Regions from separate parts of the Homo sapiens genome. Here region 2 is linked to region 1. The links are chromatin loops, found by intact Hi-C in ENCODE. Cell type or tissue: CD4-positive, alpha-beta T cell. All regions are shown on one strand. Links, peaks and the distances in the headings refer to the core of each region. The heading gives the core; the rest is flanking DNA. Region 1 overlaps FAM163A (family with sequence similarity 163 member A). Region 2 overlaps RALGPS2 (Ral GEF with PH domain and SH3 binding motif 2).

What was found. Peaks named below come from ENCODE experiments on the same cell type or tissue, not always from the same donor. Only the 100,000 strongest peaks of a DNase experiment are listed, where the experiment ranks them.
Region 2: it touches region 1 in a loop (10-fold over the local background); 4 of 110 quality-filtered maps call a loop at or near these places.

What each region holds. Positions count from the first base shown.
Region 1 is chr1:179,806,876-179,812,253 of GRCh38, reverse strand. It overlaps FAM163A (family with sequence similarity 163 member A), which reads right to left. Exons shown (of 5, transcript NM_173509.3): 2 at 4,366-4,456; 3 at 123-144. Among named protein-coding and RNA genes, the nearest start is that of MIR12116, 5.6 kb to the right of the region's middle. In CD4-positive, alpha-beta T cell, for the core only: CTCF peaks have their summits at 2,060 and 2,259 (motif pointing right); a DNase peak (open chromatin) is centred at 2,273.
Region 2 is chr1:178,771,435-178,776,812 of GRCh38, reverse strand. It overlaps RALGPS2 (Ral GEF with PH domain and SH3 binding motif 2), which reads right to left. Exons shown (of 20, transcript NM_152663.5): 2 at 1-131. The coding sequence starts at 48. Among named protein-coding and RNA genes, the nearest start is that of RALGPS2-AS1, 48 kb to the right of the region's middle. In CD4-positive, alpha-beta T cell, for the core only: CTCF peaks have their summits at 1,924, 2,132 and 2,337 (motif pointing left); no DNase peak of the experiment used is centred there.

The sequences.
Region 1 (5,378 bases), core at 132-5,131:
CTCCTTTTAGGTCAGTGAATGGGGATTTCTGAGCCTCCCAGGTGCATTGGGACCAAGGGGCAGGAGGGTGGGGAATGGGAAGTTGGCATCTTGGAGATGGAAAAATGACTACGATCACTTACATTCAGTAAAGGGAACGGCGACCTGCAAGACAACAGAAAGGACAGAGATGTTGGAAGAAGAGAGTTACTCACTGAAAAAGGCCAGAAGGGTTAGATGATTCCCAGACAACCCTCATTTTGCTTTCTTCGCTGTGTGGCATATCATCAGTGAGCCCACAGACCCCAAGTCCAGGTCTCCAGCTGGGTCTCCAGCTGCTAGTAGATAGACATTTCAGTGGATGTCCCAGTGGTCATCTCAAACTCAGTTATGACAGGTTAAAGTCACCACCCTGCTCTCCAAATGGACTCCTCTCCTCCGACCTGTCTGGAGGCTCTGTTGGTGGCTCCACCAGAGCTGTCCCGAAGGGCTTTGCAAATTGTTTATTACTCAAAGGGCAAGTGGGGGCTAGAACCCAACTGCACTGTGCTCACAAAGCTATGCACCCTGGTGTGTTCACCAGGTAAAAGGGGGTGCCTTTATCTCTTTACCCAAAGATATCACATGTCCACCACTGTCCTCTTAGAGGGCTGCACCTGCCCGGCAGTGTGGCTCCAAATCCACTCCCGCTCTGTGGACCAGCAGCGTGGGCATCACCTGGGAGCACCATTAGAAAGATAGCATCTCAGGCCCCCCACAGGCCTAATGAGTCAGAGTTTGCATTTTAACAAGGTCCCAATTGAGTAGGTTGCACATTAGAGTTTGACAAGCCCATGGGACGTTCCCCTAGCTGCCCAGAATTTAAACTCCTCAAATTCTTCTTTGGCTACCCCAGTCTTCTGTCCCCCACACCAGTGAAGACTCATCACCTCTCAAGCTGCACTGGCACAATGGTTTCCTAACAAACCTTCCCAGTTTTGTCTCTGAGTACCCTTCCTGCCACCAGCTGTTAAGCCTTCCTTCATACCCCTGGGCCTTTCTGTGACTCTCATGCACCACATTGCCTGCAGGATACATTTATCTGCCCATAAACTTTTAGAGACAGCTTCAAAGACATTGCCATCCCCCACGTTCCTGCACACTTACCCTATTTATCTTTCCCTCCTCACCTCCCTTTCTTCCGCTTACGTGATCCACTGCCCCATCATGCAGTCCCACTGTTCTTTTTTTTGGAGACAGAGTCTCACTCTGTCCCTCAGTCTGGAGTGCAGTGGCACAATCTTGGCTCACTGCAACCTCTGCCTGCTGGGTTCCAGTGATTCTCGTGCCTCAGCCTCCCGAGTAGCTGGGATTATAGACGTGCAACCCCACACCGGGCTAATTTTTGTATTTTCAGTAGAAACGGGGCTTCACCATGTTGGCCAGGCTGGTCTCAAACTCCTGACCACCCACCAAGGTGGGTGATCCACCCGCCTTGGCCTCCCAAAGTGCTGGGATTACAAGTGTGAGCCATAGTCCTACAGTTCTTAAGCAGCTTATTGCCTAGTGATGAAAAGATACGGGGCAAACCTTAGGATACAGTGTGAGACTCGCAGCCACAGAATTGCAGACTAGAGTTGCGGAACCTAGAGTGGGGCAGCTACTGACTGAGGGGAGATGCTCCACTGCAGGTGTTGTATTGAGCTGAATCCTAAAAGCTGAGTGAAAGCTTATCCAGTAGACAAGGTGGGGAGGGCAGAATGAACAGTCCAGGGGTGTGAGAAAACAGTTCCAGGAACTGCGAGGGATCTGGCGAGGCTGGGACAGGCCAGGGCAGGCATGCAGCTGCAGAGGCTGCAACCCGGTCAAGGAATCCAGATGAACTCTCTTGGAGACCCTGGGGGTTTCCTGACGGGGCTTTTGACAGGGGAGCGTGTGGCCTTTCTTTTTCCATCTGTTTAAATCCTGCCCATCCTTCAAGGTTCTGAGAAGCCTCCCCTGACTGCCCCAGCCCTGAAGCTCTCTCACTTCTGGGCTCCTATTGCAATGCCCTTCATGGTTTGCTCTTCAAATCCCGCTTGGTGGGATGAGAGTCAACTTTTCATGTGGGAACATCTTGACTCCTCCACTATATTATAAGTCCTCTGGGATCAAGGGTTGTGTCTTACACGGTCTCCTATCCCCTGCAGCCTTATACACCATGCCTGACACATACCGGGTACTTAATAAAAGCTCACTGTTTAGCTTGTCACAGCCCTGGCAGTTATGACTCTGACAGACCACCAGGGGGCAGCAAGCTGTACCTCTCAGCTCAATCCCATCTGCAGACTTGAGCGTCACTGTTCGAGACCACTTTGATTTTGCCCAGGTGCATGGCGGGCCATGCTTCAGGGGTTTCTTGGGGCATCTGGAGGCGGGGTCAGATGAATCTCAGCGTGGGGAAGGCTTAGGCACTTTCACTACAGCACCACTTCATCCCCTCACCACTTCCCTGCATATTCGTCGCTGAGGGCTGCTTATGGACAGAGAGGTCTAGGAGTGACCTGAAGCTGGGGAGGCAGCAGTGATCCACCCCACAGACAGGCTTGGACTAGTGTTCCAGGATGTGCCAAGCCTATTTTAGGAGACAGGGAATTATGGAGAAGCTGTATAAGAACAGTGCCCTCCCTCCTCCCTGCCCCTGTGCTGGACCACCCCTCTTTCAGGACCACGCAGGCTGTGCACGGCAATGGCCTGGACATCGGGGGCATGGCAGTGTGGGCAGAGCTGGGGTTCTCAAGGCCCAGGTTCGAGGATCACCTGTGCCACTGAGCAGCTACCCCATATTGGAAAATGACCTTCTTTCTCACTTGTAAAGCAAAGATGAACAAAACGCTCAGCTCTCACATTCCTCTCACGTCTCCCTTGCCAGTAGGATTGCGAGGAATCGTAACCAAGGCTTGCCTCTCTTCCTCTGAATTCTCAAGTGTGACTGTGAGGAAAGAGGGGGATGGGTGTGAGAGCTCTTTGTGAACTAGAAAAGACCCCACAAACATGGTTTTGGGGGGCCTCGACATGTTGTGGCTGTTTAGGTCTGGCCTTAAAATCATAAGCCAGGAAGGGACATGTACAGGGTATGAGATGAACTAATCAGCTCTCAACCAGTTTCCCTGAAGCCCCAGTACTAATGGAAAAAAAAAATTTTTTTTTGAGACAGGGTCTTGCTCTGTCACCCAGGATGGAGTGTAGTGCTGCAATCTCGGCTCACTGCAGCCTCAACTTCCAGGGCCCAAGCGATCCTCCCACCTCAGCCTCCCAAGTAGCTGGGACCAAAGGCATGTGCTACCACGGCTGGCTAATTTCTGTACTAATGGTACAGTTTAGCATTTAAATTCCCACATTCAGTGGCTCTCTATGATTTCAGGAGGGCTCATTGTCTCTTTGCAACTAGATGCAAATGCTGGCAATATCTCCTTACACCCAAACAGCAGCCTACAGTTTACAAAGTGCTCCATTTATGCTCTCTTATGGCAGGCAGGCTCTGAGATGGCCCAAGTGGTCACTGCCTCCTGGCAGTCATGCCCTTGTGTACTCCCCTCCCCTGAGTATGGGTGTGGCCTGTAACTTGCTTTAACCAATCGAAAACAGCATGGGTAATGGGATGTCACTTCTGTGAATAGATTATATAAGATTCAGACTATTCTCTTGCTAGCCATTCTCTCTGATAGTTTTGATACTGAAAGTTGCCATGTTGGGGAAGAAACCTAGGGTGGCCTCTGGCCAATTCCTGGCTGGGGACTGAGGCCCTCAATCCAGCCTCCCAAAAGGAACTGAACAGCCACATACATGAGAGATGAAGTGGATCCTTCTCCAGTTGACCTTTGGGATGAATTGACAACCCCAGCTGAGACCTTGAGGCAGCGGGTCAACCAGCCATGTCTGGACTCCTGACCCACAGAAACTGATAATCACTGTGTGTTGTTTTAAGCTGCTGAGTTTGTGGTAGTTTGTGACGCAGCAAAAGATAACGAATACATTCTTGAATCTTACAAAAGCCCCAGCAATGCTGGAGGAGAAGCGAGACCATTAAGTCATTTGCCTAAAGTCATAGGATAACAAGTGCCTGAGTCAGGGCCCACGGGCCAGTGCTGTGGAGTTTCTAACACACCAGCTGCCTCCTGAGGTGTCCTGAGGACAGGAGAAAGAGGTCCCTATGTTCCCACCCAGGTCTCAGCAGGTCTAGGGCAGAATGACTCAGTGGTGGCCAAGTCAGGGAATGGGGGTAGCCAAAGAGGACAAACCTGCTGTCCACTAAAGAATCCTAAGGGCCTTCCCTCTGTGACCAGGACTTGCTGAAGCTCCTTCCCCACTGGTGGCCCAGACACCCTCTCCCAGAGGAAAAGGGAGTGGCCCGTGCCTTACACTTACGTGAAACAGCTGGAGCAGCGGTGACTCAGTCACGCGGGCTACACCTGAGCAGACAGCAGTTGGGGGTGCGTCTGGCCAAGGGCATCAGTCCCTGCCAGAGAAGAGAAGGAAAGGCTCATGAGAGCTGGACAGGGAGGCTGAGGACAGACAGGCTCCTGCTGGCCCCCAGTTGTGACCCCAGCTTCTAGAGTGGAAGTCTCTCCAGGGGTTTGCTTCTTGAGGTAAACCTCCACAGCTGCCTTGGTTTCCGAGGCCCCAGCCTAAGAACCTGAGGACAGACCTGTAAGGTTACACCTATCCCAGCTTTGTCTCCTTCCCTCTGTGCTGCTGCTGGAAGCCTGTGCCCAGGGCAGCGGCAGGATGCTGGGCACATGTCTGGGAGGTGACGGCGAGTGGGGCAGGGCGCTCGGCTGGCTTTCTCCTGCTCCACTGGAGGATCTGGATCTGTGCTCAGTGGATGTGTCCTTGTTGCCTGCATGACTGACCCTGCTCTTAACATACCTCTTTCCCAGCCCCTTTCCCACGGTTTCCCGGGCCTATTTTTCCCAGTGCCCGGGCTGCACACTTCCTTCCCCTACTCCAATATCCTGACTTCTATCAGGCCAAAGATGGTGACTGGACAGCCAGATGAGCAAGTTCAGGCTGCTGCGCTGATGGTGGAGGGGGAGGCAGGGCCCTCCCGAGACATCCAGGAATCCAGGGTAGGCTAATTTTTGGGGGTCTCTTTACATTGTTTCATTTGTTTATTCATTTAACCAATCAGTCTAACCCAGGACAGTGTTGACCTTTCTTTTTTTTTTTTTCTGAGACACAGTCTTGCTCTGTCACTCAGGGTGGAGTGCCACTGCAACCTCGGCCTCCCGGGTTCAAGCTATTCTCCCGCCTCAGCCTCCCAAGTAGCTGGTACTACAGGCACATGCCACCGTGCCCAGCTATTTTGTGTTTTTAGTAGAGATAGAGTTTCACCACATTGGCCAGGCTGGTCTCAAACTCTTGACCCTAAGTGACCCTCC
Region 2 (5,378 bases), core at 237-5,236, 1.0 Mb after region 1:
AGTAGCTGCAATATTGACACTGCTTGCCTGCCCGTTCATTAGGTCCATGCTTTCCTCATCAGTCCCTGACCTTATGTTAACAGCAACAGAGGACTGACTGCCTCATGTCCAAGGCCACAAATACATTATTCCTGTAAAAAAAAAAAAAAGTTAAGCAAATGTCTTCCTCGAAGTTCAAGAAAACAACTCTATGCCTACCACCATGCCAAGAAACAAAAATTTCAACTTCACTAAACTCTATTTATTATCTTAGCTCAGTCGCTAAATCCAAACTGAGGACAATCTTGTATGCTCTTTTCAAACAATCAGAACACCAAATAAACAGTATTCAATAGATGTTATTGTTATGTTCTTCATAAGCAAAGCAAAAGCATAACTTTTCGCTAAGTGGGTATTGCGAGGGAAAAAAATCAAATGTACAACTTTCTTAAAGTAAATAAAATGTGTAAAAACACAGGTGGCAAAGTAACACATACCACAACACAATAAATTTTTAGCGATCCAAATGACACCTGTAAATCAACAATACTGAATAAGCTTATCACAGCTAGTGATCTAGATTACCAACATATCACAAATACTTAAAATATTATGAACTACATGTCATAAAAATACAATCATCTCTCAGTATCCATGGGGGATTTGTTCCAGGATCTACTATAGATACCAAAATCCACCGATGCTTAAGGCCCTTATATAATGGTGCAGTATTTGCATATCACCTATACACATCCTCTTGTATACTTTAAATCATCTCCGGATTACTCATAATACTTAATACAGTGCCAATGCTACGTAAATTGTTGTTATATTGTATTTTTTAGGGAATTATAGCAAGGAAAAGTCTGTACATGTTCAGTACAGATGCAACCATCCTTTTTTTTTTTTTTTTGCCCCAAGTATTTTCAACTCAGATTTGTTTGAATCCAGATGTAGAACCCATGGATATGGTGGCTTTACTGTACCATAATATACACTATGTTTATTTGTATAGGACTTTAAAGTTTATTAAATATCTTTAATACATTATGTTGATTTGCACAACTACCAATAACACTAATTAGGGAAGATATACCCACATAACAAACAAACACAGAGCTTCTGAGGACACAGGATGGTAAATAAGGAGCCAAGAACAAGTTTCAAGCCATCAAAATTCTAGTCAAATATTCTTTTCACAACACAGATTTTCCACTTTACTGGAAGTCAGAGTACTTACTTGAAGTTCTAATACCTTTCCATAAATAACCTGTCATATAAACTGAGTAGGTAACTTTACCTCTAGGACAGAATTTCTTCCTCTTTGTAAAATGACAGTGGTAAATGAACTTTAAGATCCCTTTTCAACTTTAAAGATCTATGACGTTTTTCATAAGAGAAATGGTAAGTGTCTATAAATTAGGTACTCTATGCTACATTCACTTTAAAAGCTGAGTTTTAAATGTTAATAATAATTACTTCAATGCTAAGTTTCCTTTCTCTGGAGAAGCAATATAGGATATAGTGATTTAAAAGCACAAATTTTGGAACCACATTACCTCTGTGTAAACCCAGGAAATTTTAACTTTTCTGTACTCAGTTTTCTCATCTATAAAATAGGGATAATAAGTACCTACTTCATAGAGTTGTGGTGAAGCGAAATGAGATAATATACACAAAGCACCTAAAACAGTGTTGGCACATGGTAAATATGCTATTACTATGATGTAATGATGATGCAGATGTTACTATCTGCTTAATTCCCATAAAGCTTAAATTCAACAGAGTCTCTTAAATAAAAAAGAAAAGACAAAACCTTAGAAATACACCTTTGGGAAGCAATTGTTGCTGGGCATTACTAAAAATCCTAATTGCAAACACAATGAATGAGAATGGCTAAGATCTGTTTCCTAGAAGTAGTAAAACATGCTCTTGGTTTTGAAATGCTTAAAAATTATTACTAATGATAGCAGCCTTCAGTCACATCTTGAATTTATCTTAATTTATTCAGATACAGCCTAGGTACCTGCTAAGAGCAGAACATCGTGCTAGGATTTTTAAAACAGAAATATATTCAAAATCATGAAGTTTTAAAACCATTTAACGCACCTACTTAGAAAATCAACGTGAAAATGAATAAACTACAAAACAATTTCCTCCCATCTAAACTATCTTATTCTATAAGCTTCATTATCCTTATAGTATTAAGAATCAACTTATATTTATACTGCTATGCAACAAAACCAGCTGATAATCCAGATTCTCTTTGAACATAGCACTCAGTTTGCAAAATATTTTTCAAATAATTACATTTCATTCCACTTTCTAGGCAACATTAAGTATAACATGAATTTATAAATCAGGGGTGCCCCCTAGTGCTAAGAAAAAGATTTTAATTTAATAGGTAAAGGAGTTATATCTTTAACTTACTTTACATATCAAAATATACAATTTATTACTTTTACTTAAAAAAATGTAATACAGACCAGGAACAATATTAAAATATTTGTAAACTATAAGCATGAAGAATCACATTTTCTCTCCTTTTATTTTTTTTTTTGAGACAGAGTTTTGCTTGTTGCCCAGGCTGGCATGCAATGGCATGATCTCAGCTCACTGCAACCTCCGCCTCCCAGGTTCAAGCAATTCTCCAGCCTCAGCCTCCTGAGTAGCTGGGATTATAGGCACAAGCCACCACACCCAGCTAATTTTGGGTATTTTTAGTAGAGACAGGGTTTCACCATGTTGGTCAGGCTGTAGAGACAGGGTTTCACCATGTTGGCCAGGCTGGTCTCGAACTCTTAACCTCAGGTGATCTGCAGGCCTTGGCCTCCCAAAGTGCTGGGATTACAGGCGTCAGCCACTGCACCTGGCCTTCTCTGCTTTTAAAATAAATTGTCACCCATGTATTTCATGAAAATTAAGGTCACATTAAAATCCATTACATATTTTAAAATATAGCAAAGCATACCTTAAAGAATATAAACTTTTCGTAACTATTTACAAATGTACATGTCAATAGTATTTTTTTTTTTTTTGAGACGGAGTCTTGCTCTGTCGCCCAGGCTGGAGTGCAGTGGCGGGATCTTGGCTCACTGCAAGCTCCATCTCCCGGGTTCACACCATTCTCCTGCCTCAGCCTCCTGAGTAGCTGGGACTACAGGCGCCCGCCACCACGCCCGGCTAATTTTTTGTATTTTTAGTAGAGATGGGGTTTCACCGTGTTAGCCAGGAGTCAATAGTATTTAATAATGTTGAAGTATAACAGAGAGGCTTATACGATATTATAAAAGTACTACAAGTTCTAAAAGACAGAGATACGAGTTTATTCTTTTAGTACGTCCTTCAAAGACCTTTCTATACTTTGCACACAGAAAAGTTCACATTAAATATGCCAAATATATGCTTTAATATTTTATTTACTTTTCTTTGTGTTATAAATGACAAGATCTTTCAACATGACTCAACATCACAGTAGCCTTTTTTTTAAGAGACAGGGTCTTGCTCTGTCATGCAGGCTGGAGCATGTGGCACAATCTTAGCTCACTGCAGCCTCCAATTCCTGGGGTCAAGCAATCCTCCCACCACCTCAGCTTTCTGAGTAGCTGAGGTGTGCACCACCATGCCCAGCTAACTGTTTACATTTTTTTAGAGACAGGGTATCACTATTACATCATCATCTATAAAATAGCAGACGTTATTTCTCAAAGTGTAAAGAAAAGTTTAAAAATAGGCCAGGTACAGGGGCTCACGCCTGTAATCCTAGCACTTTGGAAAGCTGAGACAGGTGGATTACCTGAGGTCAGGAGTTCGAGACCAGCCGGCCAACATGGTGAAACCCCGTCTCCATTAAAAACACAAAAAATTACCTGGGTGTGGTGGCACGTGCCTGTAATCCCAGCTTCTTGGGAGGCTGAGGTAGGAGAATCGCTTGAACCTGGGAGGCAGAGGTTGCAGTGAGCCGAGATTGCACCACTGTACTCCACCTTGGGAGACAGCGAGACTCCGCCTCAAAAAAATGTTTAAAAATAACAAAGTTACTTCATTCACTTAAGTTAAAATTGTTTTGCCTTCAGTCAATAAAAAGAGATTCTACACCTAAGTCTTCCAAATATAATTTTGTCACATTTGAACTAAACTATGAAAGTATGGGCTGATTCATTTGTAAACTGTCCCACATCTATACAGAAAGGTTATATTTCCATATACCTGAACAGCTTGAAACTAAACAACTTGTAGAAGAGAGACTTTCAAATGATTAAATATTAAAGGGAGAAAAATCTATAAAATAATGCATTTAAAGGTTATGCTTTATCTCCTGTACAGAAAGTTCACTAAGATAATTTGCTAAGTAATCCTAATAGACAAGAGCTGAGATCTCCTAAGATACCTGACCCAAAATACGAATATAGGTTAACTAGAAATTCAGGTAATAGCAAAGAAGTTCCAAATAAAAAGATAAACTGTGCTCTCCAAATATTTTGTGTTTTTGTTTTTGGTGGGTATGAGGTATTTTGGCCAGATGCTCTACTCAGAAGACTACCCCATAAAAGTTCACTTAACTCATTATAGCCTATATTTGCAATAAGACAAACAAGAAAACCAACATCTGGATACAATATTAGCAGTTAAAGCATGAAAACAACCCAAGTGAATCAGAAATAGGTTTAAATATTTGACAAAAGTGTGCTACTGTGGACCTAGGAATGGTCAGAGAAAGGAACATAGCATATTAGTGTGGAACAGCAGAACAGAAAAACAACATGGCAGTGCTGATGGGATAAGACAGACATCAAGATTCCATGCTTGGAGGCTCCTGGGTTTAAGAGATTCCCTAACCCCTAGGGGACAGCCACTAAGGATCTCTTGTACCTGGAATGTGAGGCTAAACTGAACATCACAGAACAATCTATAGGCAAGTGACTGCTACACAATGGAAAACTATGCAGCCATTAAAATACTGTAATACTTAATGACACATGAAAAAAATATTTATAATATACTGCTAAATGAATGAAGCAATTTACCAAACAGTATTTAAGGTATAGTCCTTTTTGGTAATCATTATTATAACATAAAGAAGAGAGATGAACCAACATACACTAAAATGTGGTTATCGCTAGGTTTATGACAATTTTTCCCTAACTTTAGCTTACCTGTATATTTTTAAATTTCCTACAAAGACATTAATTAGAAAAAAGTAAAAAAACAAAAACAGTTTTTCCTCACAGACTGCTTACTAGTTACAAGAAAAAAAAATAAGTAACTATATTGTGTGAAGAACTGGACAATCCCTTAACTGAGTACATCAAAATTATTATCACCAATGGGGAAAAGAGAGACATCATGTGCCTCTGGATGTGATGATACTCCGGGAAGGACACAACATTACTGACAAG